Regions from separate parts of the Homo sapiens genome. Here region 2 is linked to region 1. Evidence: read pairs that join two places in POLR2A ChIA-PET (ENCODE). Cell type or tissue: K562. All regions are shown on one strand. Each heading gives the region's core, and the rest is flanking DNA. Links, peaks and the distances in the headings are about the cores only.

Region 1 (16,263 bases), core at 9,701-14,700:
AAGTGCTTCCTTTAAGTGAAACGGTGAAAGTTCTCCACCTAATAGGAAAAAAAAAATCACACGCTGAGGTTGCTAAGGTCTATGGTAAGAACGGATCTTCTATCAGTGCAGTTGTAAAGAAGTAAAAAATTCATGGCAGTTTTGATGTCACACCTCAAACTGCAAGTTACAGCCACAAGGTATAAGTGCTTAGTTAAGCCAGAAAAGGTATTAAATTTGTGGAGACAAGAACAGAAAAAGTGTTCCAACTGACAGCAATGTGTTATGCCAAAAAGCACTGGGCCTATGAGAAGATTCAGCAAGGGATTCCTTGAAATGAGCATTTTGTTATTAAAGTGATTGTTCTTTTATTATTGTTGTTAATCTCTTACTCTGCCTAATTTATAAATTAAACTTTATCATAGGCAAGTATGTATAGGAAAATAGCATGTATAGGGTTCAGTACTATCCGAGGTTTTAGGCATCCACCGAGGGTCTTGGAACGTGTCCACCACGGATAAGGGGGAACGATTATGATATCAGCTCACCTAGAGTGAGGAAGCTACAGCAAACATCAGTTTGTTCAGTTATAACAAAGAAGAGTAAGAGACAGGAATTAAACATTATAACATTATAACCTACCCAATGTTTACAATCTATTATTCCTTGCTTCCTAATAGTATTAGCAAGGAACACTTTAAAACAAAAAAAAAAGTCCTGTGCGCTTAACTCAGGAAGGAGTTAAGGGTAGCGAGCTAGGGAGACTGCAGCCAACCTGAGAGGAGGGTGAAGCTTTAAGATAAAAGAAAGTTGAGTTCCTGAAGCCTAAACCAGAAAAGGTTAGGCAGCACTGGCCTAGCCCTAAGGAAGAGCATTGGTGGAATAAATCAGCAAGCTGTATTTGGTTTATCAACTAAGAAAGCAAGTCCTTTCATCTCAGGTCCAGCACTTAAACTGTCATACCCAAACCATCTACTACAGCATTTACTACTGAAGGAGCTCCAATAGAACACAAGAGAATGTTTTCTTGGGTAGTGAGAGGAGGTAGGAGGTGCATTCTGAAATATTACCCAAATAAAAGTTTCTGGAAGACACCCTTTCCCTTCAATTTCTAGTTGACCTTGGTAAAAACTGTCGCGAACTATGAATAGAAACATGCACGGAGGAAGTAAGTGCACAATAAACATTTCATTTCAACACAGATGAAGCACCTAGTCATGCCACATTTATGGAGCGCCTACTGTGTGCTAAGTAGGCAAAGTGCTATATTGACCCCAGGGATACGCAGAAAAAAACACGGCGGGGCCTCAAAGAGCTGTCAAACACTTAACAGCCTGTGATTAGCCCTTCAGGAGGGGTCTCTAGCTTGGTCTGGAAAGTTAAACTTGAGATTCCTAGAATCTTGCAAAACTGATAGAAGCTCCCAGATCAAGTAGATAGCGAGACAGACTCTCCGGCCAAGTGCGCAGTGGCAGGCGCGGAAGTGCGAGCCGGCAGGACCGCCAGGCACCAGCCGCGCGGGCGTGGGCAGCACAGCCGCAGTTCCCTTCCACTGCAGGTCCCGAAGCCGCTGATATTCCAAACGAGGAAGTGTAAGGAAAGCACTATCCTCGGTCTAGCCGCAGGCGGCATCACCATCAGTCAGCCTCTATCCTAAAAGCTCTGGCCATTCAGCGGGAATCATCGCCTTCACTTCCTGCAGTAGGGTGGCTAAGTTTAGCAAACAAGAATGCAGGACGCCCGGTCAAATTAGAATTGTAACCAAACACCAGAAAACTGTTCCGTTTTTCCTATGTCCACTGCAGTATTTGGGACACACTTGGACTAAGAATCATTCGCTCTTTCAGAGAAATTCCAATTGATTGCGGCGTCTTGTATTTTATGTAGCAATTCACAGAGGGATGGCCTAAGTGAACATGAGTGAAGTATTTTCAACGCGAGAGTCACAGGCTCCTGAAGTCAGCACAGCCGCGGAGGGCACCCTTCCCTGCCCATCCCTCGAGCGCCTCTGCGTGTTATGACTCAGAGCCCACGCGCTAGTACGCCTCGCCCACCCGGCGCCGGGGCAAAGGGGCACCTCCGCCCACCGCTTTCTCCAGACCCCCGCAAGGCCTGCGCACCACGCCGCGGCACTCCTGCCCGCTGACCCCGTACCCAGAGGCCGCAGCTGCCGCAGCTCCCGCAGCTCCCGCCGCCCTGTCAAGCCAGCCTGCCGAGCCGCTCCTGCTCCAAACCAGCCGCGTCCCCGCCAGCGCCGCGCGGCGCCAAATCATGGTCAGAGCCCGGATCTGCAGCGAGCTCTACTGCCGGACACCGCGGATCCCGGGAGCCCGCCTCCTCCGGCCCGGCCCCCGCCTTGCCCCGCCCCGTCCCGCCCCTCCGGACTGCCCGCGCCGCCGCCGGTCACCTCCTCGCAGCTGAGCGCGTCCTCCCAGGGCTGCCCGAGCGCTGGATTCCAGCGAGTGCCACCCACGTGTAAACATCCTTTAGAGGGGAGAAGCGGCTCACTTGCTTATCTCGAGGGTTCATCCGAGCCCCGCCTCTGGATTCTTTTAGGTTTAGGGACGCTCATAAAGGCTCCCAGGCACTTGGAAGCAGTGCATGAGGATGGTGGCAGACATGCTGGGGAAACGGAGGAGAAAAAACATGACCATCCAAAACAGAATCAAAGTGGTGCCTCAGATGTTTCCAACTACCTGTTACACAAGTTTTTGTGTGGATGAAATAAGAGCCTAAATATATCCTCTTATAATTAGGCAATTGGTCGAGACCCAATGTAAATTATGGGGATATTGGGGTTTACATCCATAATTAAAAGAAAAAATCCGGTGTTGAAGGTTTACTCCAAAGAAGACAAAGATTATTTCCCACCACCTGCCAAAAAAAAAAAATTAGGAAACAAAACAAAAGAAATTAGCACAGAGATGTTTCACCATGGCTTTGGAAATGGGCGATTGCTGTTGACAGGATTATTTAAGCCACTCAGTGGTGGTAATAATAGCCTTTGTGCGTCACTATTTAAGGTTGGGGGTAAGCCTTTATTTACTGAGGACACTGAAATTCATCTTAAAGTCAAAGGTCAAATGGTACATCTAAAATTCTAAACAATTATTACAACAATCCAGAGCTTTTTTGATTCTTCATGTTCAACTAAGTGTAAAATTCATGTTACCAAAGTACAAAATAAGAACTTGTATTTCTGACAGTTCTTTTCCAACATTCAAATGGGCTATGTTTGATTACTTAATAAAAGGATGGAAGTTAGTTGCAAAAATAAATACCCCCAAAGGGTAGGAATTCATTCTTTTTAAAGACAAATTTGACTTTGAAAATTAAGGCATGTGGCCAGGCGCGATGGCCTGTCCTGTAATGTGGCCATTACAGGACTGCCCGCTGACCCCGTACCCAGAGGCCGCAGCTGCCGCAGCTCCCGCAGTGGCCAGTCCTGTAATCCCAGCACTTTAGGAAGCCGAGGCGGGCGGGTCACCTGAGGTTGGGGGTTCAAGACCAGCCCCTCCAATATTGGTGAAACGCCGTCTCTACTAAAAATACAAAATTAGCCGGGCGTGGTGGCGCATGCCCGTAATCCCAGCTACTCGGGAGGCTGAGGCAGGAGAATCGCTTGAATCCATGAGGCAGAGTTTGCAGTGAGCCAAGATCACACGATTGCACTCCAGCCTGGGCAACAAGAGCAAAACTCCGTCTCATAAAAAAATAAATAAATAAAATAAAATAAAAATTAAGGTATGTTATCTATCTATAGTGTTGTGGGCTTTTTAATTTTTTTATAAAACTATTTTGGAAATTTATGGTGTTATGTTAGTTTTGAAGTCAAATTTTACCTCATCTCAAATTGTTTTATGAAATAAAGATCATTATGAGGTGAACCGATCATGTTACAATTTAATTTTAATACAGCATAGATGGACTATTATCAAGCACAGAATTCACTGGACAGATTTTTTTAAGGATTTCAGAATGTAAAGTACTTCAGAAGAAAGTGTTATGCCTGAATTCAGCATAATATATTAATAAATATATTGATAATTTTCAACTTCTTTGTGCTTCGTGGGGTAGCTACAGAAGTGATTATTATTTTTGGTCATAGTTGTGATGACTGCAATAGCAAGTTAAGAAATATGTCAGCAGACAGTAGAACGGTGGTTGCCAGGGCCTGGGAGAAGGTGGAAATGGGGAGATGTTGGTCAAAGGGTACAGAGTTTCAATTATGCGAGATAGGTAAGTTCTAGAGAGCTAAAGTACAGCAATGTGACTATAGTTAGGAAAATCGCAATGTATGCTTGAAATTTGCTAAGAGGGTAGATCTTGTGTTCTCACACTTGCACACAAGAAAGAAAATGGGGCCAGGTGCGGTGGCTCACGCCTGTAATCCCAGCACTTTGGGAAGCTGAGATGGGTGGATCAACTGAGGTCAGGAGTTCAAGACCAGCCTGGCCAATATGATGAAACCCCATCTCAACTGAAAATACAAAAATTAGCCGAGCATGGTAGCACGCGCCTGTAATCCCAGCTACTCGGGAGGCTGAGGCAGGAGAATCGCTTGAACCTGGGAGGCAGAGGTTGCAGTGAGTTGAGATTGCGTCACTGCACTCCAACTTGAGCGACAGAGTAAGACTGTCTGGAAAAAAAAAGAAAGAAAGAAAAAGAGAGAAGAAAATAAAGGGAATAGAAAAAAATGGTAAATATGAAAGGTGGTGGCTATGTTAATTAGCTTGATTGTGATAGTTATTATACAGTGTATCAGGCTTTGGAATGAATGTTTGTCCCCTCTGACACTTATGTTGAAACTGTCCAATGTGGCAGTGCTGACAGGTGGGGCCTTTGAGAGATGATTGGGCATGAGAGCTGGAACATGAATGAATGGATTAATGGGTGATCATGGGAGTAGAACTGGCAGCTTTATAAAACAGAGTTCTCTGCTGCCTTGTCCCATGATGTCCTACATGGCTTGGGGAATCTGCAGAGTTCCCACCAGCAAGAAGGTCATTACCAGATGTGACCTCTTGACCTTGCACTTCTCAGCATTCAATACTGTAAGAACAATTTATATACAAATTACTCAGCTTCAGATATTCTGTTATAAGCAACAGAAAATGGACTAAGACATATACATGTATCAAAATATCAAGTTGTACATTTTAAAAGTAAAGTGACAGACCAGGCATGGTGGCTCACGCCTGTAATCCCAGCACTTTGGGAGCCTGAGGCAGGTGGATCACAAGGTCAGGAGTTCGAGACCAGCCTGGCCAATATGGTGAAACCCCGTCTCTACTAAAAATACAAAAAAAAATTAGCTGGGTGTGGTGGCGCATGCCTGTACTCCCAGCTACTCTGGTGGCTGAGGCAGGAGAATTGCTTGAACCCGGGAGGCAGAGGTTGCAGTGAGCTAAGATGGCTCCACTGCATTACATCCTGGGTGACAGAGTGAGACTCCATCTCAAAAAAAAAAAAAAGTTGTTGGCATGAAGACGTGAAGGCAGGCCAACTGGAAGGGAAGCATCCTATATGACTGGTTTGGGGAGCATATTTGGAAAGCTGGTAGTCATTAACCAAGTTCTAATTGTTCTGGTCTGTTTGCTCGAAGTCAGAGTTTTATTGTCATGTGTGTTCTGCCCATTATCCATTTATATATTCAGTCCCTCACCATTAAATAATGGGATTCCATAGTTAACCTCTTGTTCCTGAATTCTATAAATTTTATGTGCCCACTATGTGCCAAGCACTGTAGTGAACAGCACAGAAATGACACTAGCATTCATGAAAACCTAGGATAATACATAAGAGGAAGGCCTAAATTGAATTTGATATTTTGGAAGGAATGGCAGAGGAAGAAACTTGTAACCTAAGGTTTTAACAAGAGTAAGAGTTAGGCAGACAAGGTGGGGGCAGAGGGAGAAGGGAAGGGGAAGAGCTCTCCAGGTGGTAAGGAAGAAGACAAAAGCTATTACATGCTTTCCATGCAGAAATTTTTTATTTAATCTGATTTGAAATTAGCCATGTTCGCAATTTTAATTTGTTGGTTTAAAAAAGCAAGCATGACTTGTCTGTGTTTCCATATTTAAAAATCCGTGTTGAAAGAGCAAATAAACCAACAAATCTAGTTCTGTCATATGCCTTACTTTTACTGCCCTCTACTTTCTTTTCTTGGTTTCGCAAAGGCTATTTATTAGATATTCTTTGAAGTTTTTATTGAATTGGGCTTGCTGCTTCTTTTTATTGGAAATTCAACATGTTATTCTTCTGCTGTACCAGTAGCCAACCAGACTGAGATCAGACCATCATCCCCCAGCCCCAACAGATCCCCATATTATTGGAGCACCTTAGAACAATTATCAATACAGGTACAATTTATCCTAGGAGATGACTGTTGAGTCAAGCTCAACTCAATTCTGAAAAAAAAAAAAAAAAAAAAAAAAAAAAAGCCCAATATCTTTAATGATTACTTTTATGTGTCAACTTGACTAGACAATGGATGCCCAAGTATTTGGCCACTAGGTGTTTCTGTGAGGATGTTTTGGAAAGAAATTAACATTTAAATTTGAAGACCGAGTAAAGCAGATTGCCCTCCATAATGTGGGTAGGCTTTATCAAATCAGTTGGAAGTCTGAATAGGACAAAATGATGACCCTCCTCCAGCCAGGAAAGAGTTCTGCTAGATGTCCTTGGAACTGAACATTAGCTCTTCCTGCCTGATGGCCTTCAAACTGGATAATTGGATCTCCTTGGTTCTGCAGAAGCTTTCTGGCCTTTGGACTCCAACTAGGACATTGGTTCAGCATATATTAAACTTGCCAGCCTCCATAATCATGTGAGTGAATTCCTTTCAATTAATCTCTTTATATATATTCTATTTCTCTGGAGAACCCTGACCAATACAATATTCAATTGTTATTTTATCCAAGATAGAAAAAATTGTTCCATTTCTTTTTTTAAAATTACTTTTATCCTTAGAGTTCCCAAGACATAAAGTTTCGATTCGGTAAGTCTCTAAGTCCTTTTCTCTGTAACATTCCCACACAAGGCTATACTTAACATTAATGGTAATGAGATTTAATCACAAGTCTCCAGTTCTAGTGTTACCAAAGCTCCACTATATGGTCCAAACACTGAACAAAGACCTATCAAGCTGATTGCTATTATATAAAGCACAAATCTGATAAGGGATCTGATATGGGCATAGTCAGGACTGCAGTAGTGAAAGAAGTCAGTTCCACTCCCGCTACTTATAGACAAAGTGAAGAGCAGCCTCTGCCATTCAGGATCTGGATTGGCACTAACAGCTGGATCATTGTGTTTTCCTGTTAAATAAAAATAAATTCAGAATACCAACAACCAGATAAAACCACTCTGTGACCATAATGAATCAAGACAAAACAAGGGCTGGGTGTGGTGGCTCATGCCTGTAATTCCAGCAATTTGGGGGGCCAAGGCAGGAGGATTGCTTAAAGCCAGGAGTTTGAGACCAGCCTAGGCAACAAAGGGAGATCCTGTCTCTACACAAAATAAAAAGTTAGCCAGGTGTGTGCCTGTAGTCCCAGCTACTTGGGAGGCTGAAGTGGGAGGATTGCTTGAGTCCAGGAGTTTGAGGTTGCAGTAGCTATAATCACCACTGTTCTCCAGTCTGGGCAACAGAGCAAGACTCTGTCTCTAAAAAACAAAATAAGAAAAAACAAGACCAATCAGTAATAATCATATCTTAACACAGATCCCCAAATGACCACTTTGAGTGACTTCTACTTCTTTGCCACTTACAGCTTTAGCCTCACTTCATTCTTCCCACCTTCTAGATAAATAAAAATACAACTCTGCAGGCCAAATCTGTTTGCTGCAGCAGTTATGGGTCAGAATTCTGTTGTTATATATAGTCTGGCCATTTCCCATTTGTATATTGTCTCTCACCATTAAGTGATGGGATTCCACAAATAATTAAACTCTTATTCCTGCATTCAACAAATATTACGTGTCCACCATATGCCAGGCACTGTAGTGAACAGTATATAAATGAATCTAGCATTCACGAAAATCTAGGAGAATACATGGGAGGGGAATCTACATTGAATTTGAGAATCTGGGAAGGCATATCAGAGGAAGTAACTCCTAACCTGCGTTTTAACAACCCTTGGGTTAGAATGGTTTAAACATTTTTTAAAGAGTTCAACAAACTCTTTAAAATATTATTCAAAGAAGAATATATGAATGAAACCATATGTAACTTGCAAAGCCTAAAGTATTTTCTATCTGGCCCTTTCCAGAAAAAGTTTACTAATCTCTATTCTAGAGAAAATTAAGAGACCCAATCATAAAATTACCCTTGCTTTGTGATAGGAACCAATACAGAGCAAAACCCCATATCACTGAATCCTTTCCAAAATTCCCTTACAAAAAACAAAATTGAACAGATCTAGTCTAACACCTTCTTGCAGAAATACTACACAGATACACATAATATGTGGTCTCGATTATAGCAAACAGCCAATAAACTTAACTTTGTTTGATTAAAAAATGTGTGTTAAAAGCAGGGTCGGCAAACTGGAGCCAAAGCCTATCTGTGGTCTGTTTTTGTATGGCCTAAAAGCTAAGAAAGATTATTACTTTTTTTTTTTCTTGAGACAGAGTCTTGCTCTGTCACCCAGGCTGGAATGCGATGATGCAATCACAGCTCACTGCAGCCTCGACCTTCTGGGCTGAAGCAATCCTCCAACCTCGGCATCCCGAGTGGCAGAGACTACAGATGTGTGCCACCATGCCCAGCTAATGTTTTAGTTTTTGTAGAGATGGGGTCACGTTATGCTGCTCAGGCTGCTCTCAAACTCCTGGGCTCAAGCCACCCTGTCACCTCAGCTTTCCAAAGTGCTGGGATACAGTTGTGAGCCACTGCACCTGGAAATTTTTACATTTTTAAGAGTTGTTTCAAAACAAACCAATACAGAAAAATACTTGACAGAGCCCTTATGTGGCCACAAACCCTAAAATATTTAATATTTAGCTCTTTGCAGAAAAGAATCTGCCACCTCCTGATCAAGAACTGTGAAGAGTCGGACATTTTATTCTCCTTGCAAGCTGACAGATTAGTTTGTAGGTTTCATGAATGCTGACACAGAGACAACACACTTGGATCAACAATGAAGGGCTTTATTACTGAAAGCAGTAACCAGAGTGTCAACATATTTGCATTGGTTTCCTGAGCCCCAGTTGCAACAGGGAGGCATGGAAGGTCAGATGACAGCAGTTACTTTTTTTTTTTTTTTTTGAGACACTGTCTCACTCTGTCACCCAGGCTGGAGTGCAGTGCCATGATCTCAGCTCACTGTAGCCTTGATCTCCTAGGCTTAAGCCATCCTCCCACCTCAGCCCCATTGAAATAGCTGGGACTACAGGTACACACTACCAGGCCAGTCTAATTTTTGTACTTTTTGTAGAGATGGCGTTTTGCCATGTTGCCCAGGCTGGTCTCAAACTCCTGGACTCACGCAATATGCCCACCTTGGCCTACCAGTGTGTTGGGATTACAGGCATGAGCCACCGCACCCAACCCACAGTGGTTTTTTTGTTTGTTTTTTGAGATGGAGTCTTGCTCTGTCACCAGGCTGGAGTGCAGTGTCGCGATCTCGGCTCACTGCAACCTCCTTCTCCTGGGTTCAAGCGATTCTCCTGCCTCAGCCTCCCGAGTAGCTGGGACTACAGGCACGTGCCATTACAGCTAATTTTTGTATTTTTAGTAGAGACAGGGTTTCACCATGTTGGCCAGGATGGTCTCAATCTCTTGACCTGGTGATCCGCCCGCCTTGGCCTTCCAAAGTGCTGGGATTTGAGGGGTGAGCCTCCGTGCCTGGCCCCCACAGTGGGTTATTTTTTAAGAGAATTGCCCAGGGCCAAAGGTCTAGGAACAAATATTACAGCAAGATGCAATCAAATCAGTCCTCTTCATCTAGTGAATGAGCAGTAATCATGCTGTTGCAGGACTTTTCCCTAGTTCAGCTAAAGACGGGGTTCCTTGTCCCACTGCCATGAAAATTCAGGCTTGCAGACAATTTGAATGGTGAGTAAGACAGGGTTTTATTGGGTGAAAGGGAAGAAAAGGGGGAAACAGGGACTCTCGCTAGGCCAGAGTCCCTGCTAGAGCGCTTCCTACTCAGCAGTTCGAATCCCAGTTTCCACACAGAAGAGATGGGGCCAGGCTCCCCGCTCTGCAAACATCGTGAACTTCCTGAGACTCCACCCCTGTGGGCAGGGTGGTTGGAGTTTCTTCAGGGACTCCTTCCCATGTGGCTGTCTCAATGCTGTGGCTACGTTCATGTATTTAGTTACCTATGTGATGAGCTACAGCAACTACTCAGAATCAGCAGAAAGATAGCTCTGCAATTTGGCATCCTCAGCAAGAATATGCAGGAATGCTCAGGGCCTGTGGTGAACTAACTCTGCCTAGAGTGTGCCCCTGGTGATATTTGTTTGCAAGTCATTGACAGAAGTGAAGTTTCCACCAAGATTCAGCTGAGACCTTGCCGCTGCAGGCTAAGATCCTCAACTCTCTAGTGTGGACGTCACATCTGGAATCTTGTGTCTTCTGATTGAGGCCCCCTGGCACACAGTGAGGAGGTAAGTTTATACTGAATTGAGCTCCAATATTTTGTTGAAGTTCTTCGCACTGAATTTTATTTTGTTTTCTTAGGAATTAGGTGCCCTGGCATCCTTCCATTATCTGATCAGACTTGTATCGTTCCTTGGTGAAACTGTTGTCTAGTCTTCCAGCTGTTCCTTTTACGGTCTGTCTGCTTACCAAGTTGTCAATTAGAGAAAAAGTCTACAAGAAGATACCAGGCAGAGGCTCTATAATTCTATCCTTGTGCTGGCCCTGGGGGCTGGGAAGTTCAGGTCTCCTCAGACCACTCTCTTTGAACCAACTCTTTGTCTTGAGTCTCCATTACAAATTATGCAAAGACATCCTCCTTAGTTTTGTCTTTGTGTTAGTACTTTAATTTTATCTGCTTGGAATCAGGAGGTTTGTCCACCCCATGTTTGGTGACCATTAACCTTTGGCCAATTTATAAAGACATGAGTTACACAAATGCCATTTTAGGGAACACTGCAGTACTCATAGGGCCTTCTTAATTAAAACCTGCTTTCTACTTGACAAAACCTACTTCCCTTATGTTTTCACACTATAATATTAACTTGCATGTTTATCTGTCTAACTGGTACAGTTTTACCAGAGACAATTTGAGATTACAATACCCACTTTAGCTATTTTTGACAAGAATAAGATTGTTCATATGAGAGGTGCTTTAGAACAAAAAGTGAGGAAGACTTCATGAGGAAATTTTCTTGCTTGTCTAAAAAAGAGAGTATTTAATTTAACGTAGGAGACATCTCTTCCTTTGTTTTCTTACTCTGAAGATTAATAAGTGTTGGATTTTTCACTGTATGGGTGGATAAAATTGTCCAGGGCCCAAGTTGTTCTTTAAATCAGCTATTATAACGCTCTTTTGTGTGTGTACATGTTAAAATGAGTTTTTCCATATCTAAACTTTCTCTTTTTTTCAGAGAAAGCATAATTAGCCTTTTAAGGTGATAATTTTATATTTATCTGAAGTCAACTCTCTCATTTTCTTCTGTTTCTCTGTTTTATTCCTCTCTTAGAAAATTCTAAAGATTAACAATCAAAAAACAAAAAACCAAAACATTCAATTATTGTGTGCTCACTCTAAGAATATATAGTTTAGATAAACAATCACGTAAAAGTAAACAAAAAAGTCATCAAAGTACTCATTTTGGCAGCACGTACACTGAAAAGGCCATCGAACTCTTTGTGTTTATTTTGTGAGTCCTGAATAGCCCTTGTTACCGTACTTAAAAGGTAAAAAGACAAGATCTTAGTTATTTCCAAGATAAAAGAAGAACTTTTAGCATGATTCAGAATCTTTAAATTTCAATACCATATAAAAGTAATGTCAATACAATATTTTGTTTTGAACAGGACCACAGTTAATCTTCTCATGATTTATACTTCCTATATTTCCTATGTTGGTTTTATGAGTTAAATAAATTATCATTGCTTCTACGACATGTTTAAATTTCCATATATAAATGTAAATATGTGTGTATACATATATAAATAAAACATTTGTAATGGTATTCATGCAATGCAAGAGTAATACTTTTTTTTAGGGGTAAATTTTATAAAATTCTTACAGTGCTACAAATAAGTATTTACTGTGAGAGCAAACGTGGTAAATTTCAGATCCTTAACTACGTTCAAGACATTATACAAATAATTAATTTAATTAATAAATAATGTTTTGAAGCCAGAACAGTTTCTAAGTAAAAAACATATATGTTTATTTCCATATGTAAGGAATTTGTAAGTTGTCATTCTGTTGTAACATTAAATAAAAAAACTGAATAGATTGAAAAATCAACTTTTCTTGGATCCGTGAAAGAGATGAAGATACAGGGCAAACACTGCCCCCAATATTGGAGAGAGAGAGAGATGAATACAGGGATTCACAGCTTACCTGAGCAGAGACTCATGAGTGGAAATGGCCACAGAACCAGTGCTAGGATAAGAACTTCTAAACTGTGATCAGTGAATTGCTGGATGCTTAGTGTGGACAAGTCTGAGAGTTAAAAATTCCAGGGGGATTGACTCAAGTGGTTGGAGTGGACTCACAGTTTTGTGACTCATCCCCAGGAGCTTGACCTGGTTCTCACAGTAAGTATGTTAGGAAAATCCTCACTTGTTTTCAGCAGGGGGAGGGAAAATGAATCATTCTGAAATAGAGTAGAGGACTATGTTCTTAACAAGGCCTGCCCTCAGCAAAAACTAGTTAACTAGAGTCTAACCTGCTGGGGTTTTTTTCAGAGCCTCAGTGACTTGGGGGAAGGAAAACACCAAGTCTAGCCTGCTTTAGCTATCCTGTCCCAATTAAGGGTGGAAGCAGGAGGGAACTAAGTCCACAGTCCAGAGGCATAGGGTCATTAAAAGACTGTGACCTAATCGTAGAACTACAGAGCACTTGTTCTCCCCCACAACTTACCACCATGTTATGAAAGACCTATTTATAGCAGCTCCTTTCACCTGGTATATCATGTCCAGCTATTAAGAAAAAAATTACATAAAAGGAAAAAAACAGAATTTGAAGAGACAGAGCAAGCATCAGAACCAGGCATGGCAGAGATATTGGAATTATCAGACCAGGAATTTAAAACAATGATTAATATGCTAAGGGTCTTAGTGGATAAAGTAGATAGTATGCAAGAACAGATGTGCAATGTAAGCAGAGGAATGAAAATCCTGAAAAAAAAAAATGCTAGAAGTGAAAAAAAAAAAAAAACTGTAAGAGAAATGATGAATGCCTTTGGTGGGCTCATTAGTAGACTGAAATGGCTGAGGAAAGAATCTCCAAGTTAAAGGATCTCTCAACAGAAAACTCCGAAACTGAACAGCAAAGAAAACAAAGATTGAAAAAACAGAACAGGGCTGGGCACGGTGGCTCATGCCTGTAATCCCAGCACTTTGGGAGGCCCAGGCGGGCAGATCACGAGGTCAGGAGATCGAGACCATCCTGGCTAACACAGTGAAACCCCGTATTTACTAAAAAATAACAAAAAAAAAATTAGCCGGGTGTGGTGGCGGGCGCCTGTAGTCCCAGCTACTCGGGAAGCTGAGGCAGAAGAATGGCGTGAACCCGGGAGGCAGAGGTTGCAGTGAGCCAAGATCACACCACTGCACTCCAGCCTGGGTGACAGAGCAAGACTCCGTCTCAAAAAAAAAAAAACAAAAAAAAACCACCCAGAACAGAATATTCAGGGACTGTAGGACAACTACAAAAGGTATAATGTACATATAATGGGAATATCAGAAGGAGAAGCAAGAAAAAGACAGAAGAAATATTTGAAGCAATGAAGATTTTTAAATCCTTCAAATTGGCCGGGTGTGGTGGCTCACACCTGTAATTCCAGCACTCTGGGAGACCAAGGTGGGTAGATCACCTGAGGTCAGGAATTCAAGACCAGCCCCCGCCAACATAGTGAAACCCCGTCTCTACTAAAAATACAAAAAATTAGTTGGGTGTGGTGGTGCACACCTGTAATCCCAGCTGCTCGGGAGGCTGAGGCAGGAGAATCATTTGAACCCGAGAGACGGAGGCTGCAGTGAGCCAAGATTGTGCCATTACACTCCAGCTGGGCGACAGAGTGAGACTCCACCTCAAAAAGAAAGAAAGAAAGAAAGAGAGAGAGAGAGAGGGAGAGAGAAAGAAAGAAGGAAAGAAAGAGGAAGAAAGAAAGAAAGAGAAAGAAAGAAGGAAAGAAGGAAAGAAAGGAAAGAAAGAAAGAAGGAAAGAAAAAGAAAGAAAGAAAGACTGACAAAATACAACCATATAAAATGCTCAATTAAAACCACAAACAGCTGGGCGCAGTGGCTCAGGCCTGTAATCCCAGCATTTTGGGAGGCTGAAGCAGGAGGATTTCTTGAGCCTAGGAATCTGATACCAGCCTAAAAAATAAAGTGGGTCCCTGTCTCTATAAAAAATTTAAAAATTAGCTCGGTGTGGTGGTGTACACCTGTAGTCTCAGCCGCTCTAGAGGTTTCAGTGGGAGGATCACTTGAGCCCAGGAGTTTGAAGCCGCCGTGAGCTATGATCACACCATTAGGTTCCAGCCTGGATTACAGAGCAAGACCCTGTCTCTCTCTCTCTCTCTCTCTCTCACACACACACACACACACACGCACACACACAGGAGAAAAACTGTGGCAGATATAAATAGGAACAGAGAACAAGGGCAACAAATAGAAAGCAATAACAAATACGGTAGATATTAATCCAACTTTATCAATAATAACTTTGAACATCAATGGTCTAACTGCACCAATTAAAAGAGATTGTCAGAGTGGTTCAAAATATGAGACCCAACTCTATGTTATCCACAAAATCCCACTTTAAATGTAAACACGCATATAGATAAAAAGTAAATGAATGGAGAAAAATACATCATGCTAACACCAATAAAAAAAAGTAGGATTAGCTATTTTAATTTCAGACAGAGCAGACTTCAAAACAAGGAAAGTTTGTTGGAATAAAGAAGAGCATTATGTAATGATAAGGGGTCAATTCTCCAATAAGACAGAACAATGCTTAATGTGTACGTGCTTAACAACAGAGCGTCAAATTATATAAGGCAAAAAACTGATGGAACTACAAGGAAAAATATATGAATCCATTATTATAGTGGAAGATTTCAACACCCCTGTATCAGATATGAACAGAACCAGCAGGCAGAAAATCAATAAGGATGTAATTGAACTCAACCACACCATCAGTCATCTTGATATAGTTGACATCTATAGACTATTCAACAACAACAGAATAAACATTCTTCCTAAACATGCAAGGAACATTCGCCATGACAGACCACATTTTGGGCCATAGAAGACACTTTTGTAAATTTAAAATTATATAAAGCATACAATATCTACTCTCAGACCACAATGAAACTAAACTAGAAATCAATAATAGGAAGATAGCGAGAAAATTCTAAAATATGTCGAGTTTAAACAATACATTTCTAAATAACATGAGTCAAAGAAGAAATCTCAAGATAAATTTTAAAATATTTTGAGCTGCAAGAAAATAAAAACATAACTTACCAAAGTGTATGGGAGGAAGCGAAGTAGTGTTTAGAGGGAAATTTGTAGCATTGAATGTATATATTAGAAAAGAAGAAAGACCTAAAAATCAATAATCTAAACTTCTACCTCAGGAAACTAGAAAAAGAAGAGCAAATTAAATCTAAAGTAAGCAAAAGAAGAGAAATAATAAAAGTTAAGCATAAACTGGTAAAACTGAAAGTAAAAAAATCAGTAATCACACCAAAAGCTGGTTCTTTGAAAAGATCAATGAAATCAATGAACCTCTTAGTCACGCTAAGAAGAGAGAAGACACAAATTACTAAAATCAGAAATAAAAGAGGGGACATTTCTACAGATGACATGAACATTAAAAGGATAATAACAAATGCTGTGAACAACTATATCCCACTAATTTCATAACCTAGATAAAATGGAACCCCTTGAAAGACACAATCTGCCAAAACTCACACAAGAAGAAATGGACAATCTGAATAAACCTATATATATCAAAGACATCAAGTAAATAATTAACCCATAATTAAGTACCCAACCCATAATAATTCCCTGGAATAAACTATGACTATGTCTGGGTTGTTGTTTGCTTACTCTCTGGATGGACTGAGGCTTTTCCTTGC
Region 2 (16,263 bases), core at 4,323-9,322, 180 kb before region 1:
TTAATATGTGTGTAGTTTTCTATTGCTGCTGCAACAAATTACCACAAACATAGTGACTTAAAACAGCATTTGTCAGCAGAATTACATTCCTTCTGGAAGCTTCAGGGGCGAATTCTTTCAATGCCTTGCCTTTTCAGCTTCTGCAGCCGCCTTCATCCTTTGGCTTGTGGCTCCTTCCTCCATCTTCTATGTACATCATTCCAAACTCAGGTTCCAGTGTCCCATCTCCTTTATCAGATTCTGATTCCTCCTGTGTCCCTCTTATAAGGACCCTTTGATGACACTGAGCCCACCTGGATAATCCAGGATATTTTTGCATATCAAGGTCCTTAACTTAATCACATTTGTAATGTAAAGTCCCTTTTGCCACATAAGGCAACATACTCATGCATTCTAGGGATTTAGGATATGGACATCATAGTGGGAGAAGCACTATTTTGTTTTAAACTTGAGTATTTTTAACTCCATAGTGCAAATTCTATGGTTGGTGCTATCTTTTGAGCCTCAACATACCACCACTCATCTAGTCCTGGCAGAGCTGAGCTGGAGAATTCTGGGCCTGGAGTAGTTCCAAGACTCCAAGGAAGAAATCCCAGTGTTGTAACAATGATGATAGCCTTGATATTCTCTTATCAGATTCTCTTCTCCATCAAGGTATTTTTACAGTATGTTATAAGCAATCCCTATCACTCCACAAAAGAATTAATAGATACAGTCTGCTCTAAATGTGCAAATCATAACACATTCATAAAGATGGCACAAGGTTTGCTGAAGGGTATTACTCTTAGCACTCTGCACTATGTGAAATAATAATAATACTGAGAGTACCTAACATTTTGTGAGCACCGTTGTTTCCTAGATGTGTTCACGTGTTCATTATATCATTTAATTCTTAATATAATTACAAAGTATAGGTATTATCATTTTTGTTGATAAAGAAATTGATGTTTATAGGTGTTGAGTGAATTACCATATAGCTTCAAATGAAGAGAAGGGAGTCTAAGACTGTTCTAGCTGCCTCCAAAGCCAATATTCTTTTCTATAAGGCCAAATACCTTCCAGAGCAAAGGAGAAATTTCCTGCTGAACTCTTCATTCATCCCCAATAAATATAAGAACAAAATTAAAATGTAGGGCACTGGTGAATTGCTTTCTGGAATTTTTTTCTTGGGAACCTCAAAGGAGTGACAGTGACTTGTGTAGATTTTGCAAATTGCAATATCCCCTAGCTCTCATGTAGGTTATCATCGTGCTGGGAGCATGATAAATACTCAGTAAATACTTGGTGAAGGTTGTTGAATAAATTTAGGTGCAAATAAGCAAACTTTTTCAGATAACTGGTTATTTTTCATTTTTTCCATGAGGTCACAAGGGATTTAGTTGGGGAAAGAGAAGATAAGCCCAGAAAGTATACTAATAGTAGGATTCCTAAACAGAGCAGGGAAGGGACGCTCCTCATTGCAGAGCTCCACGCCCCATGGAAATGACAGCTTCTGAAGAAGTTGTAGGGTGGTAACCACCACCGCACAGATCTACCAAGTAAGGGTATGAAATCCTTTTGCCCTTACCAATTTAGTCGTTAAACCTCCTCCCTCACCACTCTTCATTTACTTACGCACAGGACTAACATATACTAAATCCCTACAATAAGCCAGTCTCAGTGCTGAATTCTAAGGATATAAAGATAATTAGGAATCAGTCCCTGCCCTAAAGAGGGTAAAAACACAATAATAGAAGAAAAATATAGAAAATAAATTCACTAAGGTATTATAGGGGCTACAACAAATTTTATCATTTATAGTGGGAAGCTCAAAATCAGAATGGTAAATTCTACCTGATTAGAGGTGAAAGTGAGGTCAGAAGAGGCTTCAGAGAAAAGGGGAGTTTAAGGAATGTTTAGGTTCTCTCAGGTTTGGGGGAAAGGGTAAGAGATAGGTGGAGAAACAGGGATGTGTCCAGATAGAGGGAATAACATGAGCAAAGGTGCAGAGATATTGAACTGTTGTGTTTTATAGAAACTGAAAACAGGTTGGTTTCATGGCTACTTTTCATTTTGAGAAAATGATCATTAGTCAAAAACATAGTTTGATTTAACACAACAAGTGCCTTCCACTTCTACAGTTTGCAATTGCTTTGGCCTTAGCTGCAGGTAACTCTGCTAAATTCCCCACGCTGTGTCTCCTTCTAGACAAGCACAGGGCAGGATTTCTACCTAAGAAGCTTCAGCTCTGCAGCTAGGTAAAGTCACCATTTTCTATGCCCAGCCAAGGAATGCATGAAGCTCCCTGCTCTCCCTCCCTTGTCTTCCTGCATCAGTCTTCATTTTCTTCCTCCTATTGTCTCCTCCACACCCCCACCTCCACTCCATCTCTTCAGTGGAACCTTGCAAGAAGCTAATGTGTACCTAGCTGCCTGTTCTCATGTGAGCCAATAGAACTAATCAAGGTACCAGTGGAAAAACAAGCAGAGATTTGATCCATCATTAAGCTAAACCAAAACACAGAGTCTCTAGGGATTTTGTGTGTGCGTGTGTGTGTCTTTCCTAGGTTCATAAATCTTAGAAATGAGAATAAGAGCAAAATAATTAAGGGATAAGTCTGAGTTCTTGAACCTTGAATACTTTCCCCCATCTTGTGTTTATTTTTGTACCCACCACTTAATCTACACGAAGAGAAGTCCACATTAAGGAAGTCCTTTATGAAAAAAATCACATCAACAGGTGATTAAAATTTTCTCTTGATATACTTTTACATAAGCATTGCGAGCTTATTGAGGGATAAGCATCTTGGAAATACAGTATTTCCAAGTCTAAATGTCAAACATAATTCAAAAATAGCCCACTGGAGTGTTTCCCCCAAACAAAGCAAATCCTCCTCCAAACCCAACATGTCATGGGTGTGCAAAGTTTAAAACAAGGGCAGAGGACTCTACAATAAATCCCAAAATATTGGCAGGCCTGTAAAATATTTATGATTGGCCACGTATTATGAGACTCTATTTCTAGTACATTCTTCCTAAACAACAGGACTTTCTGCATTTTCAAAGAGCTATCCTGGATAATCACCAAAAAGTAAATATCATGAGTAAAGATGTTCAAAATTAGTAGTATTAAAAACAGTGATATTTTAAAAAATACAAGATATTTGTATTTCACCACCATCCACGCTTAGAGTTTTCCTTTTTTTCATGTTTAACTCTCAAACTTCTATATATCTGTGAGAAGTATGGTTTCACTTCAGTGTAGACATCATCACTGTATCTTATAGTCAGAAGAGATTGTCAATATCATTTAATTCAACCTTTTCATTTCACACATGACCAATTGGGTAAATCGTAAGGAGCGCCTGCTAAGAGGTACTGTACCAGGGCTGTAGGAGAGATCTTGATGGGAAAAAAAGATGCATGATTCCTTAAATCATTTGGAAAAAAATTATTTCATTTCTGTGTTAAAGAAGGTTTATATCTACTTGAAGAGATTCAGTAATGTATACATATAGATTAAAGCAAAAAAGGATAACTGCAGAAAGGCTGATCCAAACCAAGTGCAATACATAGACTAAAGGAAGTCATTTTGCCTGGTGGAATGTTGGAAGGCTATCTCAGGTAATAGGATTTAGACTAGATTAAAAGGATCAATATATTTTCATTAAATAGCAGTGCAATAAACAGTTATTTTCCATAGATGGAATAGTGTTAGTAAAGATTCCTATATGATAAAGAATATGTGTGTCCCAGGAGTTCTAAAACCAGATTTGGTAGAAGCAACAGAAGGAATCATTAGGACTTCTTAATATTGAGAATTAAACAATAAGTTTGCTTCTGGCTACAAGAAGTAGAATCTCAATTTAACCAAATAAAGCCACTTAGTCCAGAGTTAGGTACTTCCAGACATATTTATTCAGTAGCTTCTTAAATTCATCAGGGAAATGCTTTTTCCACTTTAGCTCTACTCTGCCATCCTCACCATGTTAAGTTGAATCTCTCCTCATGTCACCAGGTGGCCTCTGCAGTCTGGCATCACTCCAGGTACCACAGCATCCTATGTAAGAAAAGAGACTGTTTCATCCCTGCATCTCCTTTTAATAATGAAGAGATTTTTTCCAGAAGCTCTCCAGCTGAGTTCTTATCAGCTAGACCTAGATCACATACTCATCCTTACACCAGTCTCTGATAAGACAAAAGTATTACCAAAACTGAGCAGTGTTTTACCTTCGAGGCACAGGAAGAGAAGTCAGGGCTTCGCTAACAAAGAAAAAGGGAGACTGGCTCTTGACTAGGCAACTCACAACGTTAAGGAACCACAGCTATTCCCTGAAGCCTGTTGGAGGAAAAGGTAAAGTAAAGGGCTTCTCTCCCTATTTAGAACAATGGCTCCTTTACAAAGGCTGGGAAGATGGTGGTTGGGAGTTCCTCTAGGCAACAACAGACCTTATTCAATAGATGATGGTTTGGGGTTTGGGCCATGGCACCTTCACATCCTACTCAAATCACTAGGTGGTCAGGTCCATAAGGAGGACAGGAGCAGAGAGAGGCCATAGTTCAAGGTCAAGATTTTTAGAGAAGTTTGTAAGTTCTTCTCTTCCTTCCTAGTGTTGGGCAGGTGAGCCTCATAACATCATTAGGCACCAATCTTAGGCACTCTGAGGGTAGGTCCTTCCCAATTGCATGTCTCTTGCCAGTCATATAATGCAATCCATATATTTAAAGAGTTTCTCAAATCAATTCAAATCTCAAATCAATTTATTGTTTTGTCAATTACTTTATTTCAGAACATGATGTCAGAATTCTTAATACCTCAGTAAAGGTAATGTTTTGGGTAAAGTAACTGTTGCATCCTGCGTCAAGGGCATATAATCTGGGCACCCAAGTCAATTTTCATAATCATATGTTGCTACATTGTCATTTTAGTAAGGAAATGATGATGATGTTTTGTGAAACCACATCTTTTTTTCAGCTACTGTTTTTTACTTTATGATAGGAGGGGAAAAACACAAAAACAGAATGAGTCACTCCATTGCCACCACTTCTCTATCATTTTCCTTCCTGTTTTCCTATTGGAGGTTGCAGTTAAGGTCACTTCTGGACTCATTAGAGTCTCAAATCAGGCTTAGATGAAAGCACTGAGGAGATGTTTTGTCCTTCATTTGACAAATATTTATTCTAGAACACTGTTCCAAAGAATTAAAAATCTAAATAAAATATAGCCATCCAGGCAGCTAGCAGAAAAATAATGAAATAAAAGTACATTTATTGGCATGGAAAGTTGTTCACAATAAAGGAAAATATATATCCATAAGCATTGTTCACTTTTCTGTGTGTATGTGTGAGTAGAGACTGTGTGTATGTATCTATCCAGATATTTTTTTTCATTATTCATGTATATACATAGATATATTGAGCGTGTAGTGTGCTATCTTAAACAAACAAAACACTTGCCTGTAGTTACTCTGTCTTCTAAGAGCTGGTGTAGGGGTGGTAGACAGTGATGTAGAAGGTGGTCAGAATCACAGCTTTCATGCCAGTGGGAGAATAAATCTCTATACTGCTTTCTTTTGCCTACACAAGCCAGTACAAAAGGAGTCTTGCCTAAGATTTTAATCATGTTAAAAGAAAGATTAAAATTTCAAAATTTAGGGTAAGTTTTGCCTAATACATTTTAACTTTAGAGCAATGCACATTTGCATAACAAAAATCTCAAAGAACATAGTTTCTATCTTTAAGGAGCTCTTTTAGAAAAACACAGAGGAAGAAGTCACTGCCTCTACCTGGAGGTACCCAGGTAGGCTCCCTCAAGGAGTTGGTCTTTAAATTGGGTTTTAAATGAAAAGTCCTCAGAAAATAAACAGCACATGTTAAAGCATAAAGGAGCCTGGCAATTCAGTAGGACTGGACCTCAGACAGGGGTGTATGGAGACCCACATATGGAAGGGAGTGTAAGTGGTAGCAAAAGGCTGTAACAGCAAATGGGGCCCAGATAATGAAAATGTAAGCCAGCCGGGCATGGTGGCTCACTCTTGTTAATCCCAGCACTTTGGGAAGCCAAGGCAAGAGGATTGCTTGAGTCAATGAGTTCAAGACTAACCTGGGCAACATAGTGACACCTCTGTCTCTACAAAAAAAATTTTTTTTAAATTAGCTGAGTGTAGTGGCACACACCTGTAGCCCTAGCTACTCAGGAGGCTGAGGCAGGAGGATCACTTTAGCCTGGGAGGTCAAAGCTGCAGTGAGCCGTGATCACACCACTGCACTCCAGCCTAGGCAACAGAGTAAGACCCCATCTCAAAAAAAAAAAAAAAAAAGACAGAAAGAAAAAGAAAAGAAAAAGTAATCATCTCCAAATGAGATTTCACCTTCAACATCATGAAGAGTCACTGAAGATTATATTTCCTTTAACAAAAAAGAACACATAATTTTAAAAGTGTTTTTATGTAAATTTTTGTAATCATAGAACAAAGGATATAGGGAACTAACTCTTTGTTCTTAACCTGAAGCTTTAGATCCTTTAGACTAATTCTCTTGGAGTAGAGCAGCACATCCAAAGTGGGGCTCCGGACTGGGATCAGCCAATAACACATTTCTCACCAGACCAGGGGGAAATAACAGACATAAGAACAATGTAGGGAATTTTGTATAAAACTAAATCTATTCTGTATTTTATTTTAATGTGTGTACATTTAAGGAGCACGAGCACAGTTTTGTTACATGGATAGACTGTGTAGTGGGCTTTTAGTATAACCATCACCTGAATAGTGTACATGGTTCCCTCCTCTCACCATCTACTCATCTCTCACCCCCTCTCACCCTCCCACTCTTCTGAGTCTTTATTCAGTATTTTGAAATTTATTTTTAATGTCTCTCATTAGCAAAACAAAAAGGAAATTGGCAATCCCATGTTGGTGTCCCCTAATGTATTTTTACTTTCTTGTTCATTAAAGCTGAAGTTCAGGGAACTACTGGACTACAGTTGTGTAGTTTCACTAGACGCTGAAACTAGCCAGAAAAAGGAAAATAAGCAGGGCAAAACACATAAAAACAAGCGAGCAATCAAAGAGTTAGAGGAAATTCCAGTGGTCTAGGAGAAAATGTGGAGGTGAAAAAGGAACTGAATTTAATAACAAATAAAGCATTAGTTTCCTGCAAAGTTGAAATAAATATTTTATTTTAAAAAAAGAGACATTGTACATTCTTCTTTTAAATTTTTCGTGCCAAATACCTAGTTTATACTTTGTATTTTTAGAAGAATCATTTGAGGCTTAAAATGCAAGGCGTGTGTATATATAAATGTCTTTCCTTTATGAGATACGTGTCTTCTGCACAGAGGGCTGTAAAAAATTATCTAAAATTTTTTTAATAATAAGAAAATTTTTGCCAAATAAATCTTTATTCTCATATTTTTTAAATGCTAAAGAACCTCTCTCAGTAGATTGTGTTGTCAATTCTAGCATGGAAGAATTAGAATCATGTTCTGGCTTGTGCAGTGCAGAGGAATTACAGGATATTTGCTGGGCGTTTCACCTTATAATTCACTTTTCCTCTGTGTGATCTTCTCTTTCTAATGTTGTTCTTTTCTTTCTCCTATAGTCAATTTACTTGCAAGCACCTACTCCTAGTTTGTTTCCTGAGTGGTTGTAGGTATCTGCCACAGGCTGATAAACTTCCCGAGGTCAGTTACCTCTTAGTCTTAGTCTTCTCTTAGTATCCCTGCAGAGAACCCAGGCCCATAGACTCATTTAAGCTTGTTTACTTACTTTGCCTTCCCTCAAAGAGCGATAAAGAAAATGACCTTAGCTCCATAATCCTCAACTCTGATTTATAGAACAAGGCATCCCATTAGTGGCTTTCATTTCCATCCTATCAGTCAATTGTGTTTTGGCAGGATACCTCAAAGTTAAACATCATAAAGCTAGATTTAATGTTAACTTATTGCTATGTAAATGGAAATATCCTTTTCATATTTCACTTTCTATTTGTGTTAGATCATAAAAAATTAAATCCATCTAGCTCTAGCATATAATAATGCATGTTTAGAGACAAGAATAGGAATCAGAAGGGTAGATTTGAAAATAAGTTTGAAAATGACAAAAAGATATTTAAATCAGACTTCATCTTTTAAAGAGCAAACATTTGTGCTTTATAAAATTCACTAAATTTATTTGTTTCCTTAAAATAATAAGAGGATAAAATTTGAAGCTCCATATGCAAGTTTTAAAAATGATAATTTTAAAATGTTAATTCTTTGTTAGCTAAGGAAGTATTTTGGATATATCTCTTCCACAATTTTATCTTCTTCTTTTCAATAATTATTTTTAACATAAATTTAGCTTATAATTTCATCATCAAAGCTTTAAGAAATCCATAAGTATTTTTAGCAACATTGTAAATCTCTCTTATTTCTATTCTGCTTTTTTCCATTCCATTTTTTATTATAGTTAAAAATAACTATAATACTAGCCCAGTGTGCATTCTTCCTCTTTGGGGTATATTTTAAGCAACTAACAATGAATCCAATTTGTCAATAGCTCAGAGCGCATATTAGACAGACAAATACATTAAGCACGGAAATTTGCATTGAAATAAACATACCATCACGACTTCTTAAATTAGGATTCACAGTAACTACCATTTAGTGAGTTCTTATCATGTAGCACACACAGTGCTAAAAATTCAATATGTATAAATACACACATACATATATACATACATATATAATCTTGTTTATTCTTTATAGTAACAGTATGAGGTAGGTACATTTAACGTTCCCATGTTACAGATAAGGGTACTGACACTTATTAAATGAAGATATTTGGTAAGAGGCAAAGCCAGAAATAAAATTCAGGTTCTGCCTGTCTAACTCTAAAATCTATAGACAATAACCTGCATAATTGCAAAGTGGGCAGACTGATAACCTTATAAAATCAGGATCACCCAAATTCAAAATGACACCCAACACTCTCTGACCCTTATTACATAATTTCTCTAGTGAGCAAACACTGTCATACTTTGCAAAGACAATTTCATACTTCCTCAATGTCTGTCTCATAGCAGCTGCTCAATAAAGATATGTTAAATAACAATAATAGCAAAGATTTAGATAATGCTATATACAAAGCACTTCTCTTTCTTTCCTATTTTTTTAAGTTTTAGATTCAGGAGGGACATGTACAGGTTTGTTACATGGATATATTGTGTGATGCTGAGCTTTGGGCTTCTATTGAACCTGTCACCCAAATAGTGAACACAGTACCCAATAGGTAGTTTTTCAACCCTTGACCCTCTCCCTCCCCTCTTTTAGTGTCCCCAGTGTCTGTTGTTCCCATCTTTGTGTCCGTGTGTACCCAATGTTTAGCTCCCACTTTTAAGTGGGAACATGCAGTATTTGACTTTTCTTACCTTTATACATTTTAACTCATTTAATTTTCTTAACAGCCCTATGAGGGTAGTTACTATTGCTAGTCTAATTTTGCAGATGAGGAAATGGAGGCACAAAGAAATTAGATAACTTCTTCTGGGTCATGTAAGTGGAAGAATTAGACTTCAAGCCCAAGCAGTCTTGTGCCCTAGTTCCACAGTCCATAGCCCAAACAAATAAATGAATGAAATAACCAGAATGATTTTTGCCAACATACATCAAATTATCACTGCCTTGAATCAAATCGTTCAGGGACTCCCCACTAGTATGTAGGATAAAAATGTGCAGTTCATAGTCCAGCCTGTAAGGCCCTATATGATCTACTACTTCATCTTTCACCTCACATTTTGTGCCCTTCACTCTCCTCGGTCTCATACAGCAGATATCATTCAGTACTTTCCTTCCAATCTGGGTCCTTCACACATGTTGTTTCTTCTCCCTAGAAGCTCATTCTTAAGACCTTCAACTGATTAACTTGAATTCATCATTCAAGACTCCACCTAAATATAACTTCTTGTGAGACAGTGTCTCTCATATGCCTATATAACCAAGGTATCTACTCTTGTTATATAATCTTGTAGTACTTAGTACAGTTTCAAAGGGTATGTGCCTGTCTATCTGTCTCTTCCTCCTTCATTACACTGTAAATTTGATGAGGGCAGAGACCATGACTTGTTCTAGTACATGTCCTGTACTAGGTACTTGACAGAAGCTTGTTGAAAGTGAGAATGAATAAACAGCTCAATCAAAAGCATTATTCAAAATGTATTGTCATAATATTGTGCGCGAATGTGTATGAATGCCAATTGCCAAATATATCTGCCAAGCACTAATTTAATAATCAAGAATATCCACCAGGTCTCTGAGGAGCTAAGATTGAATATGGTTATCAAGCCAAAGATATAATGAAAACGAAAGAGGATCGGCTTCCTCTTTTCTCTCATCATGTTAAATGCAGTAACTATAGTTTTATCTGCTACATGTGTGATAACAGCACATCCCCTCTTCATTGAGAAAGGCCTCCCCCTTACCTCAGTGTCCTGTCACAGGTACGAGCCAGGGACCATGTCAGGCCAGAGTTGTCCATGCTTCAAGCAACAATGATTCCTTAGAACATGAGCACAAGGCCCCACATGGGCCAGTCAGAATCCTCCATGTGACTATTAGATTAGTTCAAATTAGGAGCACTTCCTTCTTTGCCTTTGGAGTCACAATTCTAGGAAGATTTAAATTTAAGCTGCTTAATAGCCATCTTCCCAAGTCGTATGGAAGAAGCCTGTCTGTATCACCAGAAAAAGAGGCCCAATGTGCTAACACAAACAGAAATAAGCAGAGATGAAAAGCAGAGAGACATCTCTAATTCTCATTTAAGCTATTGTACTCCACTATATCTGAAGTCAGCTGTATTCCAGACTTTCCAGGTAGGTAGGCAAACAAGTATTTCTTTTTGATAAAGTTGTTTTGAGAAGATCTTTTTGTCACTTGCAGCCATGTGCCCTGATTCATACATCTTCCCAATCAAATCACAATTCCAATACTTGGAAACACAAAGCCTTGGAGGGGCCTGCGTCAAGATTTACAGAAAACTGAAAGATTATAGGCTTGGTTCAGACTTACAGGGAACTTACACACAGTGCATAAGAACAGAAAATCCTGTCATAATCACAAAAACCATACCAGGTCATACAAAAGCCTGGGAAAGTGGAATGTCCCTGAGGAAAGAAGCAAAAAGGAAGAAAAGTTACCCCTTCCACAAAAGTGTCCTTTTTTTCCACTGAGGGTTGCTACTATTACAGGTAGAGGCCCAGGAGAAATACTCATCATGTTTCCTGCATGTCCAAATGAGAATTCCCATCAAAGCAGGCCTCACTTCCTCTACAGAAGCTACAGGGGTTGCTGTTTGTTTCAACCTAAGTCTGGGTTATCACTATTTTAAACCTCAAGAACATATAATCCTGCCATCATCTGACTCTTTTGTAGATCTTGTAACATTTGAAATCTTACATCTGTTCCTGTGATGCAATTAACTTTAGAGTTAGACACCAAGTTTGTTATCCTTGTAATTCCACAGTGTTCCCCGGTGCCTTGGGAGAAGAGAGGCACAACACTACAGACAGAACGAAGAATTTAAAGGAGCAGCGAAATGAATGTTTTAACTCATAGCAGAACAAATGGTCTGAAAGTTAAGTAAAGGCTCATCTACAAGTGTGGATTTTTGAACATAGAATCCCTATCTGTGTTTTGATTTTTTTTTTTTTCCCAAGAGCTTGGTTTTCCAAAGAAAAAGAGATTTGGGTCATATTAATTGCCAACACTTAGAGAGCATTTACTATAAGGCAGGTGCTGCTTCTTATTTGAACTAATTTAGCCTTCTTAATGATTGTCCGATTGTCTTGAATTTACTGTTGAGAAATGTCAAAGAGGTTACACTGCTTGTTGAAATTCACACAGCTGTGTAACCACAGCTGTCTCTGCTGTTGCCTTTATCACTACCTTTCCCAGAATCACTTACTGCCTAACAATCTTGGGTATCTCCATCAGCTCTTTCTCCTCTTTTGTATATCAACAACTTTAAATTTTTATACAAAATATATTTAAAATCTTTTTTAGGGATTTCCATGAAATATCTGCCCTCCATTTAGCTATTTTGTGATACTTTCTGGGAGATTCTTCTCAACATTATCTTTCATTTACTTTATAGAATTTTTAAAATTTTTAATGAATATTTTCTATTTCCAGGATCTATTTTTTGGTCTCTGAATTCCCTTCTCAAGGCATCCTTAATTCCCGTGAGAATACTAATTAGAATTTATTTGGTGTTTCTCTCTTTTTTCTTCCATTTTCAGAACTCTTTATTTTTCAAAACTTTATACCAATTAAACAATCATTCCCCTTTCCCCTCTCCCTTCAGCCCTTGGCAATCAGCTTTCTAGTTCTTTTTCTATGAGTTTCACTATTCCAAGGACTACATATAAGTAAAACCATACACCATTTGTCCTTTTATGACTGGCTTATTTCATTTAACATGATATCCTCAAGGTTTCTCCATGTTGTAACTTGTGTCAGAATCTCCCTCCTTTTTTAAGGCCGAATAATATTCTATTATGGTAACTGTGTGTCCATAATAAAATGTTTATGTGCATTTTTCTAATAATCAGTGATGTTGGACATCTTCAATTTGCCATTTGGAAATCTGAGCTTATTTGTCATTTGTATATCTCTTCAGTGAAATTACTATACAAGTCTCTTTGTATAGTAATATATATCTCTTTGTATAGTATTGTATATCTCTTCAGTGAAATTACTATACAAGTCCTTTGTCATTTGTTTTTGAAAAGTTTTTCTGGGTACTGGTGATTTTTAGTTAGATGAGTAAGTTCTTCAGATTTCTAGGATTTCAGTGCACCCATCACCCGAGCAGTGTACACTATACCCAATATGTAGTATTTTATCCCCCACCTCCCTTCCAACCTTCCCCTTCGAGTCCCCAAAGTCCATTACATCATTCTTACAACTTTACATCTTCATAGCTTAGCACCCACTTATAAGTGAGAACATATCACATTTGGTTTTCCATTCCTGAGTCACTTCATTTAGAATAATGGCCTCCAGCTATATCCAAGTTGCTACACATTGTTTCTCTCTTGTTCTTTGCACTATATGTATTTCCTCGAGGACCAGAGATTTCTTTGTTTTCCACTTGTGTTCATGTTATCTCAAATCTCTAGCGATCCCTTAGCCTTTGTTCATATTTAAGGTTCTGCTAACATGAATGAAGTGTTTCAACTGGCTGATTTGCTTTAGGGAGATGACTGAGTAAACAAGTTATTATACCAGGGTTCTTAAATGACACCATTTAGAGGTCATTTGTTGGGGGGGGTGGGGGGACACTGTCCAATTTACTTAGAGAAGAAACTTCTGATCTTCTAACTGGGAATTAGAGGAAATTATGCCAGTATTATGTACATTGTAGTAATTGGCAATTCCATGTATAGACTTCCATCTCCATGTTTTGAACTTTTCTCTGCTGAACCTAACGTCTAAAAATATCTTCTGACCCTCACTGGGTTCTGCAAGAAAATCATTTTTCTTCTTACTCATATCTTTTCTGAGACCCTCTTGGCTGCAGCCTCCCTACTACATCTGTGAAAACGCCATTCACTTTCCATCTTCTAGAATCTTGTTGAACTCCCTCTTTTTCCTGACACCTCTTTCATTCTCGTCTGTGAAACTGTATGAATTTATTCTGTTGTAATCACTCTATTACAAGATCAAGAGGAAAGTGACAAATGCTGACTTTAACAGGAAGTCATCTCTCTCTCTCCACCAGCGGTCAGGATCCCACCCCACCTATTGCTGTGGGACTTCACTCTTGTCAGGACACTCCCACTCTCCTGTATCTCTGACCATTCTTTCTCTGATTGGCTTTTTCCCATATTCATCACATGCTCAGATCTTTATCAGCTAAAAATTAAAAAGAAATCTTAAAAAAAATTAAAACAGTGCTTAGACTATAGTAAACTCATCCATGGTGATCTCTTTCATCTCTCTATAGTCAAGAATCTTAAATGAATGGTCTGCATTTGTTTCTCCTTATTGTTCAGTGATTCTTTGCAATCTGGCCTTCATTACCACTCCACAGAAACTATCCTGATCATGTGATGCCTTTGTTACTAAAGCTGGTTGATACTTTTCCATATCTGCTCGAGCTCTCTGTAGCATTTGACATCAGTGGCCAAGCCCTCGTCCTTCCTCTGCCTTCCACAGATCATGACACCAAAGTTTCCTTCCTGGCTCTCTATTAGTTTCTTCTCAGTATTTTCCATGAATTCCACTTCCCCTGTCTATCCCTTAAATGTTACTATTTTTTAAGATTATGTACTAAGTTTTTTCTAGTCTCATTCTGAAAATTATTTACAAATTATCTCTTCTAATTCTATACCTATATTTATCAACTCAGTCTCAATGACTCGAAAATGATATCTTTAGTCCAAAGGTTTTTCTTTTATTCCAAATTTCTATACCCAATTACTTTCTGGGGGTGTGAACTACCATGGCCTATGAACACTCCAAAATCAACATCTTCCCTCACCTCCCAACCATCATCCATCCAGTTGTCTAAGCCAAATACTTGTGTATCTTCCTAGAATCCTAGCTTCCCCACTTACACATAATCATCAACTCTTTGGGGGATCTATTTAATTCTATGTGATATATCCCCAACTGATTCAATTTCATCCAATTTCAGTTAGGCAACAGACATAATTTGTCTCTGTGCCTCAAGTCTTATTCTCTAGAAGGCTTCCCTGAACCTCCACAAAACTAGTTTTCTCCTTATACATTCTTTTTTTTTTTTTTTTTTTTTTTTTTTTTTTTTTTTTTCCTGACAGAGTGAGACTCTGCAGTGCAGTGGCTGATCTCGGCTCACTGCAATCTTCGCCTCTCAAGTTCAAGCGATTCTCTTGCCTCAGCCTCCCGAGTAGCTGGGATTACAGACACCTGCCACCATGCCTGGCTAATTTTTGTGTTTTTAGTAGAGATGGGATTTCACCATGTTGGCCAGGCTGGTCTCCAACTCCTGGACTCAAGTGATCAGCTTGCCTAGGCCTCCCAAAATGTTGAAATTACAGGCATGAGACACTGCGCCTGGCCTCCTCATTATACATTCTTATTCAATGCTGTACTCCTCATTCATAGCAATCCTCCCAAGTATAAATAAATTACTTATTATATAAATGGTTGTCATTTGTCTCCCTCAAAAAATTAAGCTCCCTGAGGGAAAAGAACATTCATAATATTTAATATTTGTTAGATGAACAAATGGATCAATGCTTCTTAAATTTATTTTCTACACTGCCACTAACCTAATCTTTCTAAAACAAAAACAGAGTCATGTCACTTTACTGTAAAAAATCCTTCAATGGAAAAAAGAAAAAAAAAGGGAGGTCTACAGTGGATTCCCACTGCCTTAAGCTATTGATTTTATGTCTAAACTTCTTAGCATGAAAGACAAGGTTTTCTAAGACCTGGTCTACTTACCTCTACAGCTTTGTTTCTTTAGCTGACTGCTCAATATCACTGCTCTCCCTCAACTTAACTGCAAATAAATTCAATACTTCAGAAATAACAAAGGAGGAAAAACACTCTTTTAATATTTTATTATGCTCAAATAATTTAAAAATATATAAATAAAATGATTAAATAAAGCCCCAAACCTTTTTTCAAATAAGCACCCTAAATTATCTAAATCACCTAGGATGCTTGTTTTCCTAAGAACCAAGGAATATTTCAGGTGATTTAGTATAAAGTATAGCATGCCCAGACAAGATCCCATAACAGGAGTTACTTACCTGGTGCTGCTTATTTTGGATATCAGAATTTTAAAGGAAATGAGGTCCATTTGGTTTAGGCATCTATATATATATCAGTACGTAGAGGACTAAATGAGGGTTTAAAAGAATTTGTTGAATATAACTGAACCAACTCTAAAATGAAAAATATATAAGATGGAATGATGATTAAATGGAAATGCTTAACTCAGTAAATGATCAGTTTCTTATTTCTAATGGACCCAAGTCTGCAATTCAAAGTTGGGAAGAGGCAGACAGTATGACATGAAATACTCTGTGTATTATATCAATTACACCTCAAGAGAAGAATTTGACTTTGCAAATTACAGAACTAGTAAGAAAACATTTTTTTTCTTTCATACGGGTTTAGTCTGTCCTTAAAAGGGGGCTTTGGGGGTAGATATTGGATTCAACTGTTATTTGTCAGACAAGTGAAAGAATAAAGAGAAGTGTGTGACACAGTGGTGGAGAAGCCTTACCTGGGACCAATCTGAAGTGCCTGTTG

What was found. ChIA-PET counts read pairs that join two places held together with the same protein. Peaks named below come from ENCODE experiments on the same cell type or tissue, not always from the same donor. Only the 100,000 strongest peaks of a DNase experiment are listed, where the experiment ranks them.
Region 2: POLR2A ChIA-PET joins it to region 1 with 5 read pairs; 2 of 35 experiments call an interaction of 5 or more read pairs at or near these places.

The regions. Positions count from the first base shown.
Region 1 is chr1:193,103,131-193,119,393 of GRCh38, forward strand. It overlaps LOC124904474 (a long non-coding RNA gene), which reads right to left and starts at 12,589. Exons shown (of 2, transcript XR_007066776.1): 1 at 12,513-12,589; 2 at 5,950-7,647. It overlaps GLRX2 (glutaredoxin 2), which reads right to left and starts at 2,284. Exons shown (of 4, transcript NM_197962.3): 1 at 2,134-2,284. The coding sequence starts at 2,252. RefSeq lists silencers at 2,073-2,172, 2,149-2,443, 2,223-2,462, 12,549-12,843 and an enhancer at 9,993-10,899. In K562, for the core only: no CTCF peak of the experiment used is centred there; DNase peaks (open chromatin) are centred at 10,211, 10,471, 10,951, 12,711 and 1 weaker place.
Region 2 is chr1:192,931,866-192,948,128 of GRCh38, forward strand. It overlaps RGS2-AS1 (RSG2 antisense RNA 1), which reads right to left. Exons shown (of 3, transcript NR_126003.1): 1 at 16,238-16,263; 2 at 5,436-5,555; 3 at 3,879-4,038. Among named protein-coding and RNA genes, the nearest start is that of RGS2-AS1, 8.3 kb to the right of the region's middle. In K562, for the core only: no CTCF peak of the experiment used is centred there; no DNase peak of the experiment used is centred there.